Linked DNA regions of Homo sapiens: regions 1, 3, 4 and 5 are each linked to region 2. Evidence: read pairs that join two places in POLR2A ChIA-PET (ENCODE). Cell type or tissue: MCF 10A. All regions are shown on one strand.

Region 1 (4,000 bases), 240 kb before region 2:
CGGAGCCTCAGTTTCCCCATTTGTAAAGTGGCGCTGACGAAAGTACCTACCTCAGAGGGCTGTCGCGAGGATGAAAGTGGGGGATGTGTATGAAGCGCAGGCACAGCGTGTGGCACGGATCGGGTGCGCTGCGCATGTCGCCTGTTGTTGTCAGTTCCCCGGCCCCCAGGATGGTACGCAAGGCCTGTTGCTGGGCCCGCAGCCTCGTCCACCACCTAAGCCTTTATCCCCCAGTCCCGGGCCTCCACTACTGCAGTTCTGAGCCTTTTTGGGATCTCAGTTCCTCTTGAGAATCGGAAAAAAACTATTAATAGTAATAAAACGCTCGGAGAATGTCAGAAAGAAAGGATTTATGTTTACCTATTTTTTTCTATTTGAGACAGGGTCTCACTCTGTCACCCACAGTGGAGTGCAGTGTGGCGCGGTCTCAGTTCACTGCAGCCTCGACTTCCCGGGCTCAAGTGATCCTCCCACCTCAGCCTCCCGAGTAGCTAGTACTATAGGAGCGCGCCACCACGCCCGGCTCATTTTTTTTTTTTTTTTTGGTAGGGGATTTCACTATGTTGCCCGGGCAGGTCTCGAACTCTTGGACTCAAGTCATCCTCCCATCTCGGTCACCCAAAGTGCTGGGACTACACGCGGGAGCCACCCCGGCCGGATATTTAATATGTTAACAAAAAATAGCGTTATTCTTTGTATTGATATTACCTACAACTAACATTTACATAACGCTTAAGAACATCACAGGTTGCTTCAGAAGGAATGTGCAGCCCTTATGGCTTCTAATAAGGTAGATTTTATCCTCCCCACCACCACCCCGCCTTTTTTTTTTTTTTTAATTAACAGCTGGGGAAACTGAAACTCAAAGTGGTGACTCACCTTCTGCCTAAATCAGCATTTCAGACCTCTTCAGCACCTCTATCTACTTCCCCCCCTTTCCAAACCAAAAAGCAACACAGTATGTTGCTCCTCCTAGGTAACCAAGTTTCTCTAGGTTTTTCCATCTCCTAAGTAGGGCAGCAGGATTCAGACCTAGGGAGTTTGTTTCCAGAGCCTTCGTTCTTGATACTTGCCTCTCATATGATGAGCCCTGTCTGCGGGGTGGGCAGGAAGGGCCCTCTTTTTGCATCCTGCTTTGTCAAGTAATGTCAGTGTCCTTGAATCTGAGTAGTCGTATCTCCTGATGTTCTTAGATTTAACAAAAAATCGTGAGTGTTTGCATTTCACATCCTTAAAGGAGACGGGGCACTCAGCTGTGTAGTTCTTCAAAGCTTAACTTAAAACATTGTAGGCCGGGCGCGGTGGCTCACGCCTGTAATCCTAGCACTTTGGGAGGCCGAGGTGGAAGGATCACGAGATCAGGAGATTGAGACTGTCCTGTGTCACACGGTGAAAACCGTGTTCTTGAGAATCGGAAAAAAACCATTAATAGTAATAAAACGCTCGGAGAATGTCAGAAAGAAAGGATGTATGTTTATTTACCTATTTTTTTCTGTTTGAGACAGGGTCTCACTCTGTCACCCACACTGGAGTGCAGTGGCATCTCTACTAAAAATACAAAAAATTAGCCCGGCGTGGTGGTACGCGCCTGTAGGCCCAGCTACTCGGGAGGCTGAGGCAGGATAATCGCTTGAACCCGGAAGGCAGGTTGCAGTGAGCTGAGATCGCGCCACTGCACTCCAGCCTGGGCGACAGCACGAGACTCCGTCTCAACAAAACAAAACAAAACAAATCAGAAAGCCAGCATTGTAGATATAGAACCAAGTTTGCTTTCCTGGGCTTAACTTTTTTAGTCAGTTGGATTGCAGACAGCTGGTCTAAGGCGCATTCCCCTTCGTCCATTCTCCCCAGCTATCCAATCTTCTGCACTTCTCAGGGCTTAAAAGCTTGACATGATTAAGTCCTGCTTTTTCTTCTGAAAATCTCTTACGTGCATTCATTCCTTTCCTTTCTATTGCCTTTGCTGCGGTTAAGACTTTCATTCCTGTGTGTCCCCTCCCTTGCTCCATTGCCTTTACTCATTCATTGCTCCCTCCCTCCCTGGTTCAACTTGTGTTAGAGTAATCCTCCTGCAAAAAGTCATTCTCCTGCCCTGGAACCTACTAGAGCCTCCTGTCACCTGTCTCATTCAGCCTAAACTCCTCCTCTGACTTACAAAACGATTAATCCAACCCCACTTTATTTTTCCAATGTTCTGGTTTAGCACCTTTCAGCTTAAATCTCCACTGTAGTAGTCTCTGCCTTTGCTGTGCGTTCTGCCTCCTCTGGGTTCTGCTTTTGCTCAAGACTCATCGCAAGCATGGAGAATGACTCCTTTGCTATGCAGAAGAGCCCTGCTGGTCCTGCCAGACCTGCCCAATGCCTGTTTTCTTGGCTGTCCTTGCCACACAGTTTAGCCAAGCTGTTTGGGAAAGGTGTGTCTTACAGTTTCTTGCTAGTATGTGCTCCTGCTTGTTGATCTTTGTGATATGTATTACTCATAAGTCAACCCTCCCACTTGTAAGAAATTCTTTTTTTTCTCCCCTTGAGACTCATAGGTAAGAGTTGAATGCCACAATCAGGGCTTTTTTGTTCTGAATTTGTTTTGGAGTTTGTTTTACTTTCTTGAAGGAGGAGAAAACCATTATTTTGATTTTAAAAACTAAGAACAGGAAAGCAAATTTGATCCAACATCTATAATATTTTAAGTTAGGCTGTGGAAGAGCAGCAGATTTAGAGGAAGGAAGATTTAGAGCAAAGAAGAGTTTTTCAACTATAGTGTCTCTGCTCAAAATAAGATAAGATGAACTGTCTTGTGTCCCACCAAGTGGTTTGCTTGTGTTTTGCCTTTAAAATGTGAATTCACTGCCTTTTGCAAATGCTAGAGTAGAGAAGAATGTGGAGCTTAGTTAGGTGGGCCTCCAATGACTGCAGAGGGGCGAAATGGAAACTACTAGTAGACAGTGATAGTGCGCATGCAGGTTGAAAAACAGGCACTGACTCTGTACCAGTGACCACTTTTGTTAAAGGGAAGATTTGTCGTAGAAAGCAGTACTTCAGCTGGCTTTTGAAGAGCCAAATATTCCCAGGTACCTGACCTTCCAGACAGAGGTGGTTGTGGAGCAAAGGCCCAGAAAACATGGAGTGTCATGGTAAAAGGTGTCCAGGTGCTCCTGGGAAAGATGAAGGCTGAGGTACCAAAATGCCAGGCTAAGGTCATTGGACCTTATTTAATAGTCAGTGAGGATTTTGAGAAGCATGGAATCTTCCTGAAACAGAAGACCAACAGTGAAATGAACATTGTTGCAAGTTAGCCTTGGGCATGAGGGGGTAGGGGGTGGTAAGGTTTTTACAGGGACAGGGCAGCTGTGTGGTGGATGTAGGGATTTAGGGGTCGGTTTTAAGCCAGGTGGCAGGAGGGATGGTTAAGTTGTTTGACCTATTGACTGGTGGGGCCACCAGCTCATCAACATTTAAGGAAGACTTCTCTGGTGCCAGGGAGTGTATTGACGGTTGCCCCTTGACCTCAAGAATCACGTTGCCTCTTAGGGGAGACAGACATGGGGAAGATACAGTAAAGTGTGATACATACAACAACTGCAATGTGTGCAAGGTGTTTCTGTAACACAGGAATGGAAGGGTTGCTCTGCCAGCCGGTTTCCTAGGTAGCAGGGAGGTCCTGGCAGAGGGAAGAAGCTGTGTGCAATCACAGGGGCATGGAAGAGGGCAGTTGCATCACAGATTCCTCCAGTGGATCACAAAGTGCTTGGGGCCTGCTGAAGAACATGGATTTTACCTGCAAGTAGTCAGTGGAGAGTCGTGGAAGAGTTAGGGGGACATGAGAAATTTACATTTCCACAAATGCCTCAGTGTTTACACCTCTGGGCTGGGGCTGCTCAGTGTGGTCTGTTGCTGGTTTTCAATAGTAAGAGTACAGAAATTGAAAATAAGGGTTGAGTAACTTTTATGCAATTTGGCATTAATACAGGGGCTAGAGAGGCAATGTCTAAGAGTGAGAAGT
Region 2 (4,000 bases):
TCTGGGAACAAGAAAAGCCTTAAGTGTTTTGAATGGAGGAGTTTTATTTAATTAAGATTTCTAATGGAAAGAGCAAATTTGTAATCTGATACCTATAATTTTATTTTATATTTTATTGTTTCTAAGAATAATTTTTGTTTTACTAGAGATGGGGTAGTGATAATTGCATCCTACCCTTTCTTTTTTTTTTGAGATGGAATCTTGCTCTGTCGCCCAGGCTGGAGTGCATGCAGTGGCACGATCTTGGCTCACTGCAGCCTCCGCCTCCTGGGTTCAAGTCGATCTTGGCTCACTGCAGCCTCCGCCTCCCAGGTTCAAGTGATTCTTCTGCCTCAGCCTCCCAAGTAGCTGGGATTACAGGCACACGCCACCATGCCCGGCTAATTTTTGTATTTACTTAGTAGAGACAAAGTATCACCATGTTGGCCAGGATGGTCTTGAACTCCTGACCTCAGGTGATCCACCTGCCTTGGCCTCCCAAAGTGCTGTGATTACAGGCGTGAGCCACCACGCCCAGCTGTTTTTTGTTGTTGTTGTTTTTTACTAAATTAAGAATAAACATGTTTTACTTTTTGCTCATTTTGACTGTTTTCACAGTTGTTAATCAGACTAATCTTTATAAAGCAGTTTATTGTCCCCTTTGGAGAAAATACAGCTAAAAATCACCAGTATCCTCATATAGGTAACTGATTCATTGGTCTGATGTTGTAGCCCTCTTGGTTTCTCACCCCGTCCCTCACGTCTGTGTTCTATTTGTAACTTCATTTACAATATATTATGATTTTTTTCCATATCTGACTACATTTCTCCATTTTAAACTTTTATAAGTAATTTATAAAAGGAAACAAAGATTACCACGTGGAATTGAGAATAAAAGTTTATCTTTCTACTGTTAAGTATGCTAAGGTGGTAAAGCAATGGCTGAATGCTCTGAAATTACTAAGACAACATTAAAGGCTGATTCTAAAATGTTTTTGTTTAGATTGACATCTACTTAAACTATATACCAAACTGGGCTTGGGACGTAGGCTTTAGAAAGTGTAGGTAATAGTGCATTCTTGCTAAGTTTTGGATTTTTGCCAGTTTTGGATTCTATGGGCTTGTCTTAAGGTACTTCTGTGAACTTTTCAGCTTTTTGTAAAACTAGTGTAAATATTCTACCTAGTTGAGAATTAAGGTTTATTGTGCTAAAAATTAAATGGTGGTTGATTCTTGGCAGACATGTTTGATCACCTTTGCAAGGTTAAGGCATCTTTTGGAGTGTGTTTCTTGGAATCTACAAATTCTGAGTCTGTGACTAATTGATGACTTGGCAATTAAATCAGGTCTCAGCTGAAAACTTAAATATTCTGGAATATGTACCATCCATGATACACATAAATTACCCATCTCAATCTAGACAAAAGCCAGTTGAGGCTGGAAACAGTCCAGTTTTACAGCTCAACAACTGGTGGAGCCGGGGTCTGAATCCAAGTGTAGATGACTCTAGAATGCTTCCACTTTTCTGACTTAATTAAGTAGAGGGGCCTGTCCATAGATCAGTGGTTTTCAGAGTGTGCTGTAAGGCTCTGTACAGATCTTTTGGAGTTTGGTAAACAGTGAAATATCTTTTGCTTGAGAAATAATCAGTCATCTTTTTGTTGTATACATTTTGGTTCTGTTTGGAAGAGTTTCTCTATATGAAATTTTCTTCTCTAGGGAAATTTAAGACCTGTCGAATGAAAAAATATTAGAAAATAAAAATATAGACTGGGCACAGTGGCTCAGCACTTTGGGAGGCCAAGGCAGGCTGATGGCTTTAGCCCAGGAGTTCGAGACCAGCCTGGGCAACATGGGGACTCCCTATCTTTACAAAGAAAATTAACGAGAGTGGTGGTGCCAGCCTGTGGTCTTAGCTACTGGGGAGATTGAGGTGGGAGGATTGCTCGAGCCCAGAAGACCGAGGCTGCGGTGAGTGGAGATTGTGCCACTGCACTCAGACCTGGGCAACAGAGTGAGACCCTGTCTCAAAAAAAAGGAAAAAAAGTAGTTGTGGGGCTGACTGTGTCTATTTTCAATTATATTTCTTTTCCTAATGCTGTTTTGTGTAGCCTGTATTGTAAAACGAGGTTGAGGTGATTGAACACACTTAATAGAGTGAGGAAGTGGTTAGAGTTAAAATTTCCTGCTGAAAGTGGGTAATCTGCAATTCCTTGCATTGGGTTCACTCCTCACTGCCAACTCTTGCTGCATTTTGAGGCTGCCCTAAGCATGATGTAATGACAGGTTAAACCTCTGCACGCACTAGCTGATGCAATGCAAATCTGAGGCGCAGGACTTTATTGGGGCAAGGGTAGTGCTTGTTTAAAAACAAAACAAGCTACTCTGCGTTTAATGAGGCCATTTAAGATGGCTTTCCCAGAGTGGGAAGAGAGTATAATCTCTTAGGAGGTTTAAGTAGGAGTTTAATGTGGCAGAAGTGTGCTTACTACTTTTCCTGCAAAGTCTTTTCACAGTGGGTAAGGAGAGTTTAAAATATAGTGCTGATAGGAGTAGAAATGAAGTGAGCTAGAATTGAGGAAATATGGTAGTTGATGCCCGGTAAATAGCCGTTGAATGAATTAGGGAGAATGTTTTCACTCTAAAAATTTAGAGTTCGCACGATAAACCTGGAGCGTAGCGCCAGTGTGGCCACGCATTTCCCAGATACGCTGTAGCTCTTAGATCGAAACCATAAGAAACTGCCGATATTCGACTGTTCTGACCTACCGAAAATAGCGTGGTTCCACCTAATTTTAAACTGGTGGAAATGCTGAGGAAGGTTCGATGTCGCTGGGGTGGGATGGGGTCAACGGCGGGGTGGCGGGGGCTCCCCCACGCCCCCGGCCTTTGGCTGGGGGGCGGGGCTTGCGGGCACGGCCCCACCCTTGCGCGAGCAAGACGGGCATCGCCCTGTGCGCCGCGCGCCCTGAACTGGCCCTGGCGCCCCGGGTTGGAGTAGGCGTTCCCAACGCAGGCCCAGCCCCGGCCGAGGCTCCAAATGGCTCTCCCGGCAGGCAGGCTCCTGCAGTAACTCTTGAGCTGGCTCAGGGAGCGCACTTCCTTCTCAGCCAGCGCGTCGCCCCCTGCATCCGTGGCCTCCACTGGAGCTGGGCAGGACCCTACCCAGTGAATCTGGAGAAAACAAACTTGGGAGACAGACGAAAGCTTAGGGCACATTGGAGGACAGCGCAGCTGTGGCTCCCATTTTTGGAGATGCAGTCGAATTTGAGCTCACAGGGAGGTGTGGTTGCCTCCTGGGGATGGAAAGGCTTCCTTTCTCCACCTCTGTAACTGGTGCTTCTGAGAAGTAAATGGTATTTGGATCCTGACCTCAGACGCGAATTTGGGTCTTCTGTGCTTAGGAGCAGAAAGAGCCCAGGAGGGGCCTGTTCCTTTACTTCTTGGGGGAAACGCAATGCGTGGCCTGACTTCTCATGACGGGAAAGGCTACTCCACCTTCTCTGTACTCCTGGAGGGGAGTCTTGTTCACATGTTTACCAGCGGCCAGGACAAGGAAGAGAAAAGGTATTGACATTAAGAGGATGGTTTGCTGAGGCTGTGAAACTTGAACGCTATTAGTCAGTGGAACCTGCCTGGCTTAGGGAATGGCTGCAGCAGAATCGAGACGTTTCCGAGGTTCTCAGTCATGTTTCATTTGGGCTGCTGTTCTTTTTTCTGTTTAAATCAAACTTCAGGTTACGTCATGACTTCTGCAGGGCTGTCCTTGGTTCCTACTGCAGGGCGCCTGTGTGGTTGGGATTCCTTTTCTGTTTCAAGATGGAGCTGGGTTCCACCCTTGGAGCTTTGAGAGGCTTTAGCAGTTGCTGTCCTGTAATACCTCCGTTCCCAAGAAATACCGTTCACATTTCGCTTCTTTTTCACACTTTGAATAGGAGTTAAAATGTGCTTTCTGTAGTGTTTGGAAAATGGCAAAGATATATTGTAATGTGAGCCCGAACTGTTGTTGATAAATGTATAA
Region 3 (4,000 bases), 260 kb before region 2:
GGCATTGGAAAAGTCAAGTAAGTTCTCTAAGTCTTTGTCTCCCCATTCTTTTTTTTTTTTTTTTTTTTCAAGACAGGGTCTTGCTCTGTCGCCCAGGCTGAATAGTGCAGTGGCTCAATCTCGGGTCACTGCAGCCTTGACCTCCCCGGCTCCAGCAATCTTCCCATCTCAGCCTCCCGAGTAACTGGGACTACAGGCATGCGCCATGTCTGGCTAGTTTTTGTACTTTTGGTAGAGACAAGGTTTCGCCATGTTACCCAGGCTTCCCCGTTCTTCAAAATGCACATGAAAATGATGTCCATCAAAGCATTCCCGGGAGCATTAAATGAGAATTCTTGTAAAGCAAGGAGCACATAATCTAGCCCAAGAGCGCTGCGAGTTCACAGTGACTCTTTATTTTGCACTGCACTTGGAAGAATGTTGGACAAAGCGCGTGCCTTGGAAGCCAGGGCAGGAGTTCTCAACCTATGGAGCACCAGGAACACCTGGGGTTCCTGTTAAAAATATCCATGCCAAGAGTCCCACCCCAAACCCACTGAGCCAGAATCTAATAGAGGTGGATGGAACCTAAGCTACTGCTACTGTATTTTAACACCCTGCCCCTCTTTTTTTTTTTTTTTTTTTTGAGGTCGAGTCTCGTTCTATCACCCAGGCTGGAGTGCAGTGGCGGATCTCTGCTCACCACAACCTCCGCCTCCCGGGTTCAAGCGATTCTCTTTCCTCAGTCTCCCGGGTAGCTGGGACTACAGGCACGCGCCACCATGCCCTGCTAATTTTTGTATTTTTAGTAGAGACGGGGTTTCACTATGTTGGCCAGGCTGGTCTCGAACTCCTGACCTCGTGATCCGCGCCCCCCCCCCCCCCCGCCCAAGGCCTCCCAAAGTGCGGGGATTACAGGCGTGAGCCACCGCTCCCAGCCCACCCTACCCCTTTAATTCGGGCACATCAAAGCTGAGAACAGCTAGATGGAGATGCCCTGTGTCCTTCGGTGTCACTTCTGGGCCTCCGGAGGTGGCAGGCCCAGGCAGACTGACGTGCTAAGGTTGTCGTTCTAGATGCTGAGAAGTTCTGGAGTCATCACCAGACAGTGTTAAGAAAGAGAGCTTTGGGGAGTAATTTCCCTCATGTGACCTGAGGGCGGGGGTAGGGATGGAGGAAGTCGCCCTCCCCGCTCTGACATCTGATCACCTTCTGTCCACTTGAAGCAGCAAAAAGAGGGTGCAAAGTCCCCGTTGCATTTTACTGAGCTTCTGATGCACTCCCCCACCTCCCCAGCTGCTCTCTCCACATTCGAGGAAGCAGCGCGGGTAGCAGCTGACCCAGTCGCCCCTGGTTGCCTGGAAGTGCCCTTCCAAGCTTTTTTGTCAGAGAGAAAAAACAAAAGCCAAGCTCGGGGCTGTGGGTGCTTACCAACTTTCTTTCGGTTCCCTCCGAAATCCCTCCCATTTGTGGGAGGCGTTTTCTGCCAGTCACCCACGTCCATTTGGTTTGCATCCCAATTCGGCCTTGCCACCGGCTCCCAGAAGCTCTGCGTGCTGCGGGTGGCCCCGGCGTCTACCTCGCGCTCGGGTGGAAAGAGCTGGGACGGCCTCGCAGACTGCGCTGGCGCCGCGAGAACAGCAGGTGGCGCCACGGACCCAAGGCGCCCTGAGCCGGGAGCGCTTCCTGGAGAGAGCAGGAGTGTCTGTGTTCACAGGAGCTCAATAAATGCTTGATAGGTATGTGTGAGAGCTGAAAGTTTCCCGCTGCACTCTGTGTCCAGGTCTAAGCAGAAAAGCTGGCAGGAGGGTGAAAAAGCGAGTGTCCAGGGGTGGGAGTTGAACAATGGGAACACACCTGGACACAGGGAGAGGAACATCACACACCGGGTCCTATCGGTGGGTGGGGGGCAAGCGGAGGGGGAGCATTAGGACAAGTACCTAATGCATGCGGGGTTTAAAACCTAGATGACGGGTTGATAGGTGCAGCAAACCACCATGGCACATGTATACCTATGTAACGAGCCTGCACGTTCTGTACATGTATCCCAGAACTTAAAGTCAAATAAAAATTAAAATTAAAATTAAAAAAAAAAAAGCGAGTGTCTCCGCAGGAAGGGCGGGCGGACCCTCCGCCTTGCAGAAATGGGGAAGCCTGGCCCGGGAGCAGGGAAGGCCGCGCAGCACCAGGAGCGGAGGGGCCAGGACTCGGTCGCCAGCTCGGTGGTCTTAGACCCTACACGGGCTTCCCCAAAGACCTGCGGCTGCTAGCAACCCCCACCCCAGGGACAGAGTCCTCGGTCCTGGGGCACCAACTGAGAATTTCCCACTCTGAGTCATTTACATCCCCTTGATGATTTTGGACGTACCTACATGTCACCTGAAATATGACTCAGTTATTTTTTTCTTCAACTCAACTGTTTAAAGTTAAATGTAGGCCAGGTACAGTGGCTCATGCCTGCAATCCCAACAGTTTGGGAAGCCCAGGCTGGAGGATCTCTTGAGGTCAGAAATTTGAGAGCAACCTGGGCAACATAGCAAGACCTCATTTCTCAAAAAAAAAAGAAAAAATTCAGAGCAGGAGTGTAAGTTTATTTAAAAGGCTTTAGAACAGGAAAGAAAGGAAAGGAAAGTATGCTTGGAAGAGACCCAAGCAGGCACCGACATCAAATGCCCATTTTTTTTTAATTAGCCAGGTGCAGTGGTGCACACCTGTAGTCCCAGCTACTCAGGAGGCTGAGGTAGGAGAATCGCTTGAGCTTAGGAGTTAGTTCAAGGCTGCAGTGAGCCGAGATCATACCATTGCACTCCAGCCTGGGCGACAGAGCAAGACTCTGTCTCTAAAATAAACAAACAAGAGTTATCTGTATTAAAAAAAAAAAAGTAAATAAGTAGAGCTAAATATAAGGGAAATAGTTTATTGCTATACTAACTAGAAGCCCAGTATTTCTCACCAAAACATAAGAGAACTATAAAAATAAATACACAACAGTCATGATTTCTTACAAGTCTGTCAGTTTACCGCTGAAAAGCAACTGGTATCTCATCAGTGCTGTGTTTTCCACACTTGAGGAAAATCAGGGATTCCAGCGCAGAAACCAACAGGAATTCTGAATGAAATGAGGTAACAGGTGGTGAAAGGAAAGCCAAGCAAAGCCGGAGAGAGAGGGGTTCAACCCTGACCGACATTCTGTGCCGGGCAGCAGATTCCAGGGCTTCTTGCAAGATGCACGTTCTTCCGGAAACTGCAAGTTATTTTTGACTGGTAAGCTGGAGGGGAAGGGTAGAGGCCCAGTTTCCTGTGAGCCCACCCCACCCCTGAGGTCTGATGCCAAGCTGATGGCATCACAGGGTCAGGTAGTCCCAAGAGGTCACCTGGCTGGCCTCCCATATCTGGTGACCAATCACCTGTCCCACAACCTTCTTGAGGGGTCTTCCTCCCTCTGCCCCAGTGCATTGCTGCTGTGGAGGCAGCTGCAGGGAGGCAGGACCCAGGGCAGCTGGCCAGACAAGTGAGTGCAGGGAAGATAGAGGAGGTGGAGTGGCCCTTCCCCAGACACAGCTTCAGTGAGCCTGTGATTGAAGAGGTGTCTGCACTGGGTTACGCTGTAGGGAAAGATAACCATGGGACTGTGGGCAAGGCACTTCCCCTCTTGCTCTTGGCTTCCTCTTCTGTAAATTAAAGAAGGTGGGTCAAACAGGACCTTGTAGTGAAGAGTCGTCTCCAAGCACCTCTCCAGCCTGAGACTTGGGGCTGTTAGAGGGAGGAATTGCCTGGCCAACCGTGTCTTTCAGTGCATGCAGTTGGTTTTTTTTTTCTTTTAAAGACAGGGTCTTGCTCTGTTGCCCAGGCTGGAATGCAGTGGCCTGATCATGGCTCACTGCAGCCTCGAAATCCTGGGCTCAAGTGATCCTCCCACCTCAGCCTCCCAAGTAGCTGGGACTACAGGCACCCACCACCATGCCCAGGTAGTTATTTTATGGTTTACAGAGATAGGGCCTTGCTGTGGTGCCCAGTCTGG
Region 4 (4,000 bases), 160 kb before region 2:
ACTCCAGCCTGGGTGACACAGAGCGAGACTCTGTCTCAAAAAACAAAAACAAACAAAGAAATCCCACTGTGATGACAATTCAATGGAGAACGGATATTCTTTTTAGCAAATAATGTGTCCACATGGTGGGCAGGCTCACTTTTAGATGGCTCCCAGGGTCCCTTGCCTTTTGGTGTTCACACCTTAGTGGAACCCCTCCCCTTGAGTATGGGTGGGACCTGTGATTTGCTTCTAATCAATAGAGCCTGACAAGCTACAGGAGGTCATTTTCATGATTATGTTACATTATATAAGATTCCATCTTGCTAGCTGACTACTCCAGACTCTCCTTGCTGGCTTGATTAAGTAAGCAGTTGTGTTTGGGAAGTCCATGTGACAGGGACTTGTAGGAGACCTCTAGGAGCTGTGAGTGACCAGCAGGGAGCTGGAGCCCTCAGTACTCCAGCTGCAAGGAAATGAATCCCACCAACAATCTGAATGAGCTTAGAACAGATTCTCCCCAGTCAAGCCTCCAGATGAGAACAAAGCCCAGGGACACCCTGATTGCAGCCTGGGGAGATTCTAAGAAGAGGATGCAGCCAAACTGTGCAGAGACTCCTGGCCCCACAGAAGCTGTGATAAAATAAATGTGTATTGCTTTAAGCTGCTAAGTTTGTGGTCCTTATGCAGCACAGAAAACTAATATAATCCATAAACCAAAAATGAACCTCCACCTATATTCATATCATATACAAAAATTAAATAGAAATGGATAATGGCCAGGTGCAGTGGCTCACGCCTGTAATCCCAGCACTTTGGGAGGCCAAGGTGGCGGATTACATGAGGCCAGCAGTTTAAGACCAGCCTGGCCAACATGGCAAAACCCCATCTCTACTAAAAATACAAAAATTAGCTGGGCATGGTAGTACAGCCACCCAGCTGTCTGTAATCCCAGCTACTCAGGAGGCTGAGGCACAAGAATCACCTGAACCCAGGAGGTGGAGGTTGCAGTGAGCAAAGATCCACTCCAGCCTAGGTGACAGAGCAAGGCTCTGTGTCAAATAAACAAAAAAAAGTGGATCATGTCTAAATGTAAAACTATAAAGCTTACAGAAAAAAAAATGAAAACACCGAATGTGGGTAGATATATTTGGACAGGGGGTAGCCAACATAGGAGCCCTGATGAGGGTGAGAGTGACGCAGGGAGAGCCTGGTTGAGGCCCATCAGGACTTGGGGTCTACAGTGCCTGAGGTGGTTTGGGGGCCCATAAGGACTTGGGGTCCACAGTGCCTGAGGTGGTTTGGGGGCCCGTAAGGGCTTGGGGTCTACAGTGCCTGAGGTGGTTTGGGGGCCCATCAGGACTTGGCAGTCCACAGTGCCTGAGGTGGTTTGGGGGCAGCAACAGCCTTGGCTCCAGGCTCTCTGGTCCCTCTTGTCTCCTCTCGCTTCTAGCCCCTAGTCCCCATATATTCTTTAGTCTGGTCCCAATCTGGTTGGCTTAGTTGATGCCACCCCATGGGCATCCTTCATAGGTGGCTTACCAGCATTTGGACGCATGGTCCCTGGGTCAGTGCACACCCTGGTGTAATCCATTTCCATCCTTGTGCACAGCCAGCCAGTTGCTGCCTCCTGGTGTGGGCCATGGAAGGGAAGCTGGACAAGAAAGGTCCAGTGAGGAGGAGCACATCAGAAAGGTTTCTTCTCTTTGCCTCAGTCTCCTCTGCTGCCCGACAAGGGGTTGATCCTCTTCCATGCCTGCATTCTGAGGTTACCTAGAGACAGGCCCAGGCTAGGGATCCTGTGGCCCTCTGGTGCTTCCCATGACAACCCTGTGGCCATTAGCCCCTGCCATGCTGCTGGGCTGCAAGCCCTGGCAAGGTGTAGTTGCCAGGAAGCCCCAGCTGAGAAGGCTGGCAAGCAACTCTGTCGAAGGTAGGTGGGAGAGGTGGTAGGGGCTGCTGAAAGCTACCTGGGAAGTGACAGGGCCTATTCCTTTCTAAGAAGCGCCTCCCAGGAAATAGGCAGCTCAGCCTTGAGTCATCACTGATAACCTGGGCCAAGGAGCCACCAGGTGGAGTCAACTCACCATCATCTGTGTGTGTCAGAGGTGCAGGGACCAGGAGAAGGGCGCACTGTCAGGTGAATGAACAGAATGGCGGCTTGTGACCCAAGTGGCACTTGTGGAGGGAAGTGCAAGGGGGTTCCACCAAGCCAGAGTTAAATGGAGGGTGCTGGGCACCCAGATTATGGGAGGTGGTGTCAGGTTTTATGCTCCCTTGGCTGATTCCCAGATCAGTCCCTACACAGCCCTAAAAAACAACCCCCACCTGCATTTTTTCACCTGCAGACCGAGCCGCCAGGGACCACCTGTATTCCGTTGCTTCCTAGAACACTTTGCCTTCCTCTATGCACAGCTTGGCACGTAGGGTTTCAGTGATGTCAACGTAAGCATAGCCTTAGCCCAGCACAGTGGAAGGATCAGCTAGCCAGTGGGTGGGGGCAGCGTGGGGTGGGAAATGTGACTCCTGGAATGTCCAAAGGTCAAGGAAACTTGTTTCAGGAAACAGGCTGACTGTTTCAGGGAATGCAAAAGGTAAATTTCACTGCATTTTATTCGTGGTCCTATAAACATGCCAACGTTTTCATCAAGCTAGAAAATTAGAATAAAGGAAACCTGGAACTAGGGATGGCAGGAGGGCACAGGGCACTCCCTTACCCCAAGCAAGGTCCATGCCACAGCACCCAACCAAGTTATGCTGGGTAGAGGGGAGGACGCCCCCTCCCCTGACCTCAGAAAAAGCCTCAGAGACAAGAAGACAAGGGAATTGGGTGGGAGCCTCCTGGGAGGGTACCGCCTCCAAGGAGAGATGGCGGCAAAGGTGCCTCCTGGGTCACCTAACGTGTCTGTTACTTGTCAGATGATGGTTGCTAAGGTATGGGTAGAGGGAAGCAGTTTGGGGTGGGGGTTGTTTGCGTATTTTGTTGTTTTGAGTCTTAGTCAACTTATATTCACTTCCAGTGACCTGAAGACGTCACGCTGCCTGCTTCCCTAGTGCTGATGAGGGGCCCTGGGGCAGTAACAGGAACCAACAGGTGCCTGAGCCTCAGGGTAACCTGGGAGTCTCCTTGGAGGAGAAACATGTGGGCCCTGTGGGAGTGGGCATGAAAGATGTGAGAGCACAGCCTGTGGGAGGGTGCCAAGGGACAGCACTGCCCATCCTCCAGGTGTGCCACAGGAAGCAGCTGGTGTGTCCAAAACAATGAGAAGAGGCCAAAGGAGACAAAGAGGAGGAAGTGCTGCCAGTGGATCAGAGTCTGAAATCCTCCCTGCACTGGTGGCCGTGGGGATCTACCCTTGGCTGCCACCTACTACTCTCTCCCCCTCCAGCCCCCTATACCACCTCACTCACTGTCACCTGCCGGTTCCCAGAAGGAGGAGACAGGACGTTCTAGGAAGGATTCAAATTCCACCTCCAGGTCACTGAGACAGGCTCCTGCCTCTTACCAGCTTCATTCATTCATTCATTCAAGGTTCATGTTTTGAACACAGAGCCAGGCACCATGCTGTGCTCACTGCTAGGGACAAAACAGTGGGCACAGCAGCCAAGGTTCCTGCCCTCGTGGAGCTAATGAGACGTCACTCAAATATGCATGCAAACAGGCATGGTGACAATGTGGTCAGTGCAAAGAGGAAACCAGTAGGGTGCTGTGAGCATCTCACAGAGGGAGGGGCAGGAGTGGGGAGTCGGCCCTCACATCTACTGCTGTGTAACAAATTACGCCCAAGAGCAGTGGCTTCAACAATGTTTATTATCTTCCACGTTACTGTGGGTCGGAAATGTAAAAAGGACACTGAGTCTGGCCTGTCTCTACTTCATGATATCTGAGGACTCAGATAGAGACTTGAAGGCTGGGTGCTGGGTGCTGGGATGACCCGAAAGATCATTCACTCCCTAGGGGCCTGGCTGGGGCCATCAGAGCTGGCGTTAGCCAGTTCTGGGAAGGTGCATTCCGGGCAGA
Region 5 (4,000 bases), 130 kb before region 2:
ACATGAGGAAATCCCCGCCTCTACAAAAAAAATAAAAATAAAAAAATTAGCCGGGTGTTGTGGCACACACCTGTAGTCCCAGCTACCTGGGAGGATCGCTGGAGCCTGGGAGGCAGAGTTGAAAGTGAGCCGAGATCGTACCACTACACTCCAGCCTGGGTGACAGAGTGAGACCTTGTCAGAAAAAAAAAAGAAGAAGAAGAAGAAGACAGAGAGGAGAGAACGAAAGAAAGAAAGAAAAGAAAATCGAGAAAGAAAGAAAGGGCCGGGCGCAGTGGCTTACGCTTGTAATCCCAGCACTTTGGGAGGCCGAGGCGGGTGGATCGCGAGGTCAGGAGTTCGAGACTAGCCTGACCAACATGGTGAAACCACGTCTCTACTAAAAATACAAAAATTAGCTGGGCGTGGTGGCGGGCGCCTGTAATCCCAGCTACTCGGGAGGCTGAGGCAGGAGAATCACTTGAACCTGGGAGGCGGAGGTTTCAGTGAGCCGAGATCACATCACTGCACTCCAGCCTGGGCAACAGAGCAAGACTCCATCTCAGAAAAAGAGAAAGAAAAGAAAATATGTCTACATTTTGTTTTTAAGTTGCATTTTGTAGGAGTTGAAACTGGATTCTTCAGGAGCAGTTGCTCAGAAATCTTGAATTTGAGGCCTTTCATACTCATTTGCAGGAAGAAAGTGTTCTCCCCAGGAAAATGGATTGCTCAGCTGAAAGCATAAACTTCTATTTTGATATCTGCAGAGTTCATGTACACGTGGCTGTGTACATTTGTCCTACTGGTTTGGAATTTAGATCTGGATTGATGTGACAGCTTACTGCTGTTTAACACTCTCCTTTCTCTTGCTAAAAAGCTCTTAAATGGTTTTAGAGGTTATTTGTGAGTTATGACATGCTCCTCACTTTTTCAGGGTTATGAAAAACATTGTGTTAGTCATGAGCCTGAAGAATTATAAATGTGTGATTTTAGTTAAGAATGTGCTTTTTATTTTTCTTTTTTCCTATTTACTTAGAAGCTAGTTTTCAGTCTCTGACATCACGTTGGCAGACGCCAGCAGGAAAAGAAAGGGATTTAATTTGGCAGCTTGCCTGGAAATAAGAGAGAAAAGTTCTTGCTTACATGAGTTGCTAGCTTATCCAAGGCTACAAAGAAAGAAAGATTCTTATGTCACTTTTTTCCTTTAAATTTTCTTTAAAAATTTTACCAAAGTAATACAGATACATTTAAAATATATATATATATGTATGTCTCAAAGGATCCAGAAGGACTAATAATGAAAAACAATTGCCCTCCCAAGTCCTCTTCCTGCTCCTAAGAAGGAGTCTCTTTCAACTTTGCCTTTTGATGGATCCTTCCATGCCTCTAATACTCAGCTTATAAAGCTGTTTCTGTGTTTTTTTTTAATTTTTATTTATGAGGTATAATTCACATACCATTAAATTCATCCTTTTAAAGAGTGCAATTCAGTGGGGTTTTGTATATTCATAAAGTTGTGCAACTATCACCACTATCTAGTTTTAGGATGTTTTCATCATGCCAAAAGGAAACCCGATATCCATTAGGCAATCATTCCCCATTGCCCCTCCCCCAACCCCAGGCAACTACTCATCTATTTACTTACTTACTTTATTTATTTATTTATTTATTGCATATGCAAAGTTGGCATCGTAGCTTTATTTGTGCACTGTGAGGGTGAAGGCAATCTATCGTCAACTCTTCTTTCCCTGATATGCTCCAGAATAAAGAGGGGTGGGTGGAACAGCCATGAGCAGGGCCAGTTGTGGGCTATGTGGTCTGTCAGGAGTCCTTAGGGCTGTGGCCCACGTGTTCACATCCCGTTTCAGAGGAGGGGGGCCTGAGAAAAGGGGGCCAGCAGGACCAGGCAACTGTTAAGCTGAAAAGCTGCAAGTTTGATGGGACATAGACTTGGGCAGAAGGGAGATAAAGTCAGGACAGGGCAGGGCTGTGGCTTCACAGACTTAGGGAGGCAGAGCTGCTGGGGAGATGCATTCTTCAGGCAAGCTTGGGCTTTACTCTCCTCAAAGTGGGTTCCTCCGCTTAATGAGCCCTTAATCTCTCCCCAGGAAAGTAGGAGAAGAGAAAACCCAAAATGAGAAGGAACATTTCTGGGCTGGACTGTCTGAGACTGTTTGTCTGAAATAGTCCAGAAAGAACATGATTTCTCAGTTATCTAGCATTGCTTGTTGCAGTCTGGCTCCCATGAACTTAGTGTCCTGGAAGGCTTAAGGGCCTCCTGGTATCCTCCCTATAGAAAGGAAGCCCCATTGGTCATTAAAGATCATCTAGCAGCAGGCCTAGTAGTAGAGCAGGCTGACTTCAGGTTTACTGCTCAAGGTAAACAGTGACTGTGATGAAAGGAACTTGATGTCTTTCCCTCAGCTTAAATTGCACCCCATCTTCAGACCTGGCTGGGCCATGGGTGAGAAGGGCAGAAGCTAAACCCAATGGAAGTCCCCCCACTGAACTCCAGTCTTGCTAATGAGCTTGATCTCCTCCAACACGATGTCCCTGCTGATAGCCTTGCACATGTCACACAGGGTGAGGGCGGCCACTGCAGCAGAGGTCAGGGCCTCCATTTCCACCCTGGTGGGGGCCCCGAGCCTGGCAAGATGCCCAGATCTCCACAGCATGGCATGTGCTGTCCAGCTCCAGCTGCACCTGGACGTGGCTCAGGGCCACGTGGTGGCACAGAGGGATCAGCTGGCTGGTCACCTTGGCTGCCCGGACTCCAGCCAGCTGGGCCACCACCAGGGCATCTCCTTTCTTGAGCTGGTTCTGCTGGACAAGCTTGAAGGCTACAGGCCCCAGGATGACCATGGCTGAGGCCACAGCCAACCACTCTGTGTCTGGCTTCCTGCCCACATCTACCATAGCTTCCCGTCCTTCCAAATCCACATGAGTTAGTTGTTCTGAGTTTAGCTGGTGTCCTGAGGGGGCAGCAGGAGCCCAGGAACCTGGGCTAAGGCACTTTGAGTTGGCATCTGAGTCTGCATGGGAAGTGTAGTGTCTCTGAAAGGAGCCAGAACCTAGCTGCTGCTGGGCTAGAAGAGGGGTCTGGGGTACCCTGTATCCTTTCCATAAAGTGGCCATCTGACTGGAGAAATTCATTCTGGATCTCAGACCTTGAACATGGAGGGGGTCCCAGGAGGAAATGCTTGGATTGGCTGGTGGGGAATCGTGGAACATCAAAAATGTCTTGATGGGGGTCACCCACCGATGAGGATCATGGGCCAGTTCTTCATCTGGGAAATACTGAACATGCCTGCATGCTGCTGCTTCTTCCTGCCCACGGCAGCGCCAATGATTCTCAGCAGCTCCTGCTTGGAGGCCCCAGATCACAGTGATCCCGTAGAGATACCTCAGAGTTTCCAAAGAGGCAGACCTTGAGGTTCCCGTCAGCTGTGATTTGCAGGTGGTTGCAGGTCCCACAGAAATGCTCAGACATGGACATGATGAAGCTGATCTGGCCTTGGAAGCCAGGGATTTTAAAGGCCTTGGCTGTCCTGGATTCCTGCTCTGACAGCTTCTCCAACTCTGGCCACAGCTGCCATACAGTTTCTAGCATCTCCTTATAGCGACCATCTTCTTGAAGTTCCACTTGTTGCCATCAAAGGGCATGTACTCTATGAAGGCCACGTCCAGGGGGAGGCCCTTGATCAAGGCCGCAAAGTCCAGGAGTTCATCCTCGTTAAGGCCTCGCGTCACCACACAGTTCACCTTCACAGGGTTGTAGCCTGGCTCATTGGCCTTGTGGATGCCCTCCATGACCTTGTGGAAGCCTTTCCTGCGGACAATGAACTCAAACTTGGCAGGCACCAGTGTGTCCAGGCTGATGTTGATGGCGCTGAGACCAGCCCTCTGAAGCTGGGGCAGCAGCCGGGCCAGGTTGATGCCATTGGTGGTGACACCAATGGTCCTCAGCCCTTCCAGTCGCTGGAGCTGGGCCACAATGTCCACCTCGTCCGGCTGGATGAGC

Evidence for each region. ChIA-PET counts read pairs that join two places held together with the same protein. Peaks named below come from ENCODE experiments on the same cell type or tissue, not always from the same donor. Only the 100,000 strongest peaks of a DNase experiment are listed, where the experiment ranks them.
Region 1: POLR2A ChIA-PET joins it to region 2 with 15 read pairs; 20 of 35 experiments call an interaction of 5 or more read pairs at or near these places.
Region 3: POLR2A ChIA-PET joins it to region 2 with 10 read pairs; 27 of 35 experiments call an interaction of 5 or more read pairs at or near these places.
Region 4: POLR2A ChIA-PET joins it to region 2 with 15 read pairs; 13 of 35 experiments call an interaction of 5 or more read pairs at or near these places.
Region 5: POLR2A ChIA-PET joins it to region 2 with 24 read pairs; 10 of 35 experiments call an interaction of 5 or more read pairs at or near these places.

What each region holds. Positions count from the first base shown.
Region 1 is chr16:48,605,593-48,609,592 of GRCh38, reverse strand. All of the region lies in intron 1 of N4BP1 (NEDD4 binding protein 1), which reads left to right. Among named protein-coding and RNA genes, the nearest start is that of N4BP1, 2.6 kb to the left of the region's middle. RefSeq lists an enhancer at 233-282. In MCF 10A, no CTCF peak of the experiment used is centred here; DNase peaks (open chromatin) are centred at 882 and 2,392.
Region 2 is chr16:48,364,933-48,368,932 of GRCh38, reverse strand. The region is part of intron 1 of SIAH1 (siah E3 ubiquitin protein ligase 1); the gene reads left to right. Among named protein-coding and RNA genes, the nearest start is that of SIAH1, 18 kb to the left of the region's middle. RefSeq lists a silencer at 2,619-3,048 and an enhancer at 2,756-3,418. In MCF 10A, no CTCF peak of the experiment used is centred here; DNase peaks (open chromatin) are centred at 2,272 and 2,962.
Region 3 is chr16:48,621,014-48,625,013 of GRCh38, reverse strand. LOC105371240 (a long non-coding RNA gene) reads right to left here and starts at 1,577. Exons shown (of 4, transcript NR_188470.1): 1 at 1,411-1,577. In MCF 10A, a CTCF peak has its summit at 1,621 (motif pointing right); a DNase peak (open chromatin) is centred at 1,563.
Region 4 is chr16:48,524,740-48,528,739 of GRCh38, reverse strand. No RefSeq gene overlaps it. Among named protein-coding and RNA genes, the nearest start is that of N4BP1, 83 kb to the left of the region's middle. RefSeq lists a silencer at 398-574. In MCF 10A, a CTCF peak has its summit at 2,051 (motif pointing right); a DNase peak (open chromatin) is centred at 2,049.
Region 5 is chr16:48,497,072-48,501,071 of GRCh38, reverse strand. It overlaps the pseudogene MOCS1P1. Among named protein-coding and RNA genes, the nearest start is that of N4BP1, 110 kb to the left of the region's middle. In MCF 10A, no CTCF peak of the experiment used is centred here; DNase peaks (open chromatin) are centred at 1,071 and 1,581.